Linked DNA regions of Homo sapiens: region 2 is linked to region 1. Evidence: read pairs that join two places in POLR2A ChIA-PET (ENCODE). Cell type or tissue: CD4-positive, alpha-beta T cell. All regions are shown on one strand.

Region 1 (2,500 bases):
TGTTCAGTTTCCTCTGTAAAATGAGGATTTTGAACTGTATAGTCAAATATACTCTATTCATTGTTGAAGTAAGAAATCTTATGCAAGCCGAGTAAGTTTATAGTTCTCCTTTGGCTAATTATATGAGGTTAAATTGTATTTATTTTCCTCCTAGTTTCATGTTTAACTTTAGATGTGTAGAAGACTAAGGTGTTTATAAGTAAATTCAGTGTTAAGATGAAATCACTGAAATCCATATAGTTAATTGAAATGACAGTTTTACAAAAGTAATTTAAAAGAAAATGTCAGATTTAGCATATTAGCTGATAATTGCTAAAGCACTTGTTTGAGGTTTTCTGTACCTGTACCTCTACCTCTGTTTTTATGATATGCAGTGAGTGAGTCACAATAGTTTTGCAATTCTTTTCCTTGTAATTAAATAAAAGAGTATTCTTTGTGAGAGTAACTTCAGAAAGAAATCCCTTTATAAAAGAGCCATTTTGAATTTCCTTATTAGCTTGTCTCTTGGACATTGGCTTTTTAGAACAGTAAAAGGAGAGCAATTGGGAAGGAAGTGGTGGATGATTTTCTTTTTTTCTTTTGATGAGAAATAGGAAAATAAACAGGTTATTTTCTCTAAATTGATTATGAAAATCAGCTGGTTCCTATGTGGGATTAGCTTCTTCAGGGCAGGATTGCTAAAATGAGTGTATTAGTCCTTTCTCACGCTGTTAATAAAGACATACCCAAGACTGAGTAATTTTAAAGGAGTTTAGTTGACTCACAGTTCCACATGGCTGGGGTGGCCTCACAATCATGGTGGAAGGCGAATGAGGAGCAAAGACCCATCTTACGCGGCAGCAAGCAAGAGGGTATGTATAGGGCAACTCCCTTTTATAAAACCATCAGATCTGGTGAGACTGTTTCACTGTCATGAGAACAGCATGAGAAAAACCCACCCTCGTGATTCAGTTACCTCCCACTGGGTCCCTCCCACAACGTGGGGATTATTACAATTCAAGGTGAGATTTGGGTGGGGACACAGAGCCAAACCGTATCAATGAGCCGTTGAGGTTAAACCACATTTGGTCATAAACCACATTTGGTCATGCTATTCACAGGTGTTAACCTTGAGGCATAGAGAAATTACTGCAGAGTACAGAAAAAAGGGGGAAATAGTACATATTGGAGAAAACAATTCTAACAGTCTTTTAGACTCTTTAAAAGCATATTTTATTTCTTTTTCATCTTATCCTAATACCTCTGTCTTCAATTTTTATTTTCTAGTGTTTTTATAGCGCATACGTATCTCGAAAGTATGAAACAAACTGTGGAGTTTTACGAGTATTTAGAATTTATCTGAATGTTGCCATATGTTATCAGGAATGTTTTCTGCTGAAATAATTGTCAGCCTTACTAATAATGTTCGAAACAGGAGTTTATTTTTCTTTCATGACAAGAAGCCCACAGACAGGGACATTCTAGGGCCAGTACAGCAGTTCAAGAAAGGAATTGAGGATGTGGGTACTGTCCTTTCCTGATCTCTCATCTTTAGTATATGGCAATTAACTTCATGATCACAAGGTGGTTGTTTTACCTTTAGACATTGTATTCATGTTCCAGATAAGGAAGAGCAAAAGGTTTTCTTCTAGTGATGTTTTGGCTTTTTTCCCTGAATGGGATGCCTTTTACCAGAGATCTCCATATACATGGCATCAGCCAGCACTTTGTTGTCTGCCCACCTAACTGCAAGAGAAGCTCTGAGATCTAGGTGTCAGCTTTCCTACCTTTATAAGAGGAAGGCAGATCAAAAGTGGGTGGTTCAGTGAGCCATCTTACAATGTTTGCCAAGTCAGAGAAACTCCATTATAATTTTTGGTAAACTATCTATTTGGACCATTCAAGGGATTATCTGGTAGTGGTAAGGTGAATGTGAAAGTTTTGTTAGTCCTTTCACATTGTGTTTTAGAAAACTAAACTATCTCTTCCTCTCACACGTTGATCAGAGGAATTGCAAAATCTGTATAAACCATTTAAACCTTTCGTTGGAAGGCAGAATTGAATAATCACCATACTAAAACCCATTTAAACTTGCTTTCATAATCTTCTGTGAAATATAACTAGACTTGCACATTCTTTCCTCTTGGCATTCTGAGTTTTCTCAGCCAAATTGTTGAAAGAATAGTGTATTTTAAGCTAATTTTTATTTTGTTCATCTGTTCACCCAGTACAACCTTTCTGCTGTGAGGACAGAATTCTGGCTCTGTGACAGGCGTCTTTTTTGGAGACCCTCCTTCAAGAGCCCTGCTGCCTATAAATCATAGGTAAGCCTTGCTTTCCCAAGATTTTTTTTGCCTTCCTTCAAAAAGTGCTTATGTCATTCCTCTGATTCTGTACCTTCATGGTTATCAGAGACAGGGAGAATCCCCTTCACGTTTTTGAAACTTCTGTATTACTGATCCTTTAAAAATTTAGGTTATAGTACATTGTACTATCTGACATTAATGGCAGCTGTTCATTT
Region 2 (2,500 bases), 270 kb after region 1:
GGGCTCCTGTGCAGCCCGAGCCTCCCTGACGAGCGCCGGCCCCTTCTCCACCGCGCCCAGTCCCATCGACCACCCAAGGGCTGAGGAGTGCCGGCGTGAGAGTGGCAGGTAGCTCCACCTGCAGCCCCGGTGCGGGATCCACTGGGTGAAGCCAGCTGGGCTCCTGAGTCTAGTGAGGATGTGGAGAAGCTTTATGTCTAGCTCAGGGACTGTAAATACACCAATCGGCATTCTGTATCTAGCTCAAGGTTTGTAAACATACCAATCAGCACCCTGTGTCTAGCTCAGGGTTTGTGAATGCACCAATCGACACTGTATCTAGCTACTCTGGTGGGGCCTTGGAGAACCTTTATGTCTAGCTCAAGGATTGTAAATACACCAATCGGCACTCTGTATCTAGCCCAAGGTTTGTAAACACCAATTAGCACCCTATGTCTAGCTCAGGGTTCGTGAATGCACCAATTGACACTCTGTATCTAGCTACTCTGGTGGGGCCTTGGAGAACGTTTGTGTGGACTCTGTATCTAGCTAATCTAATGAGGACGTGGAGAACCTTTGTGTCTAGCTCAGGGATTGTAAACGCACCAATCAGCGCCCTGTCAAAACAGACCTCTGGGCTCTACCAATCAGCAGGATGCGGGTGGGGCCAGATAAGAGAATAAAAGCAGGCTGCCCGAACTAGCGGCAGTAACTTGTTCGCGTTTTGTTCTGTACTGGAAGCTTTTTTTTCTTTTGGTCTTTGCAATGAATTATGTTGCTGCTCCCTTTTTGGGCCTACATTGTCTTTATAAGCTGTAACGCTCACCGCTGAAGGTCTGTAGCTTCACTTTTGTAAGCTAGCGAGATCACGAACCCACCAAAAGGAAAAAACTCCAGACGCGCCAACTTAAGATTTGTAATATTCATTGTGAGGGTCCGCAGCTTCATTCTTGAAGTTAGTGAGACCAAGAACCTACTAATTCGGAACACAGTCTCAGCTCATTGCAACCTTCACCTCCCAGATTCAAACAATTCTCCTGCCTGAGCCTTCCGAGTAGCTGGGATTACAGAAACCTGCCACCCCGCCTGCTAGTTTTTTTTTATTTTTTTATTTTTAGTAGAGATAGGGTTTCACTATGTTGGCCAGGCTGGCCTTAAACTGCTGACCTCAAATGATCTGCCCTCCTCTTTCTCTCAAAGTTCTGGGATTACAGGTGTGAACCACTGCGCCCAGCTGGGAATGTGCATTTCTAACAAGTTCCCAGGTGATGGCTGATGCTGGTAGCTTGGGACCAAGCTTTGAGAACTAGTCTAGACCAGCACTGTCCAATAGAACTTCCTGAGATGATGGAAATATGCTATATCTTCACTGTCCAATGTGGTAGCCAGTAGCCCTATGTGATCATTGAATACTTGACATGTGGTTATGATCAAGGAATTTAACTTTTATTTTCATTGATTTAAACAGCTATATGTGGCCAGTGCATTAAGCAACATGGATGTGGACTTTGGTTCTCAACCTTAGCTGCACCACAGAATTTCCTGGGATGCTTTAAAAATAGATGGTTGGGTCCCAGACCCAGAGATTCTCACTTAATTGGGCTGTAGTGCACCTTGGACACTAGGATTTTTTTTAAAAAAGCTTCCCAGGTGTCCCAGTTACTATTGTTGCTTAACTACTCTAAAACTTAGTGGTCTAAAAAAAACTCCATTTTACTAATACCCATGAATTCTGTAGGTTAGGAATCTGAACAGGGCAAAGTACATATGACGTGTCTTTGCTCCACAGTGTCTGGGGGTATAGCCATCCAAAGGTTTGACCAGGTTGAATGCCCAAGACTTAACGCACATGGTTGGCTGTTGATTCTCATGTGTGGCCAAGGTTGAAAACCGTCGGTCTAGTATAGTAAACGAGGTTCCCGCCGGGCGCAGTGGCTCAAGCCTGTAATCCTAGCACTTTGGGAGGCCGAGGTGGGCAGATCATGAGGTCAGGAGTTCCAGACCAGCCTGGCCAACATGGTGACACCCCATCTCTACTAAAAATACAAAAAAGCCGGGCATGTTGGCGTGTGCCTGTAATCCCAGCTACTCAGGAGGCTGAGGTAGGAGAATCGCTTGAACCCGGGAGGTGGAGGTTGCAGTGAGCTGAGATCACGCCATTGCACTCCAGCTTGGGTGACAGAGCAAGACTCCGTCTCAAAAAAATAAAAATAAAAAACCAGGTTCCTAACATAAGGACTCTCTAAACAGATGTATTTAATTAAAGTGCATCTTGCTATTTGTTTTTACTTGAATTACATTAGAGGGGAAAGAATTACCTAACTTATCTAAATGCAAAGTACTTGCCTATCCTTCACCTGATACCAACTTGTTAGAAGGCACAGGTTCTTTCTAAGCTTTCTGGTTTGAGAGTTGTGGGCTCCAGTTCCCTGTTTCCAGTCCTGTAATGATGTGACAATTCTAGCAAAGCCATGGGGACCACATCCATGCAGAGGCTCCGATCTGGGCTATGGAGCAGCAG

What was found. ChIA-PET counts read pairs that join two places held together with the same protein. Peaks named below come from ENCODE experiments on the same cell type or tissue, not always from the same donor. Only the 100,000 strongest peaks of a DNase experiment are listed, where the experiment ranks them.
Region 2: POLR2A ChIA-PET joins it to region 1 with 6 read pairs; 3 of 35 experiments call an interaction of 5 or more read pairs at or near these places.

The regions. Positions count from the first base shown.
Region 1 is chr6:18,244,311-18,246,810 of GRCh38, reverse strand. The region is part of intron 7 of DEK (DEK proto-oncogene); the gene reads left to right. Among named protein-coding and RNA genes, the nearest start is that of DEK, 19 kb to the left of the region's middle. RefSeq lists a silencer at 1,122-1,181. In CD4-positive, alpha-beta T cell, no CTCF peak of the experiment used is centred here; a DNase peak (open chromatin) is centred at 1,050.
Region 2 is chr6:17,973,777-17,976,276 of GRCh38, reverse strand. The region is part of intron 2 of KIF13A (kinesin family member 13A); the gene reads left to right. Among named protein-coding and RNA genes, the nearest start is that of KIF13A, 13 kb to the left of the region's middle. In CD4-positive, alpha-beta T cell, no CTCF peak of the experiment used is centred here; no DNase peak of the experiment used is centred here.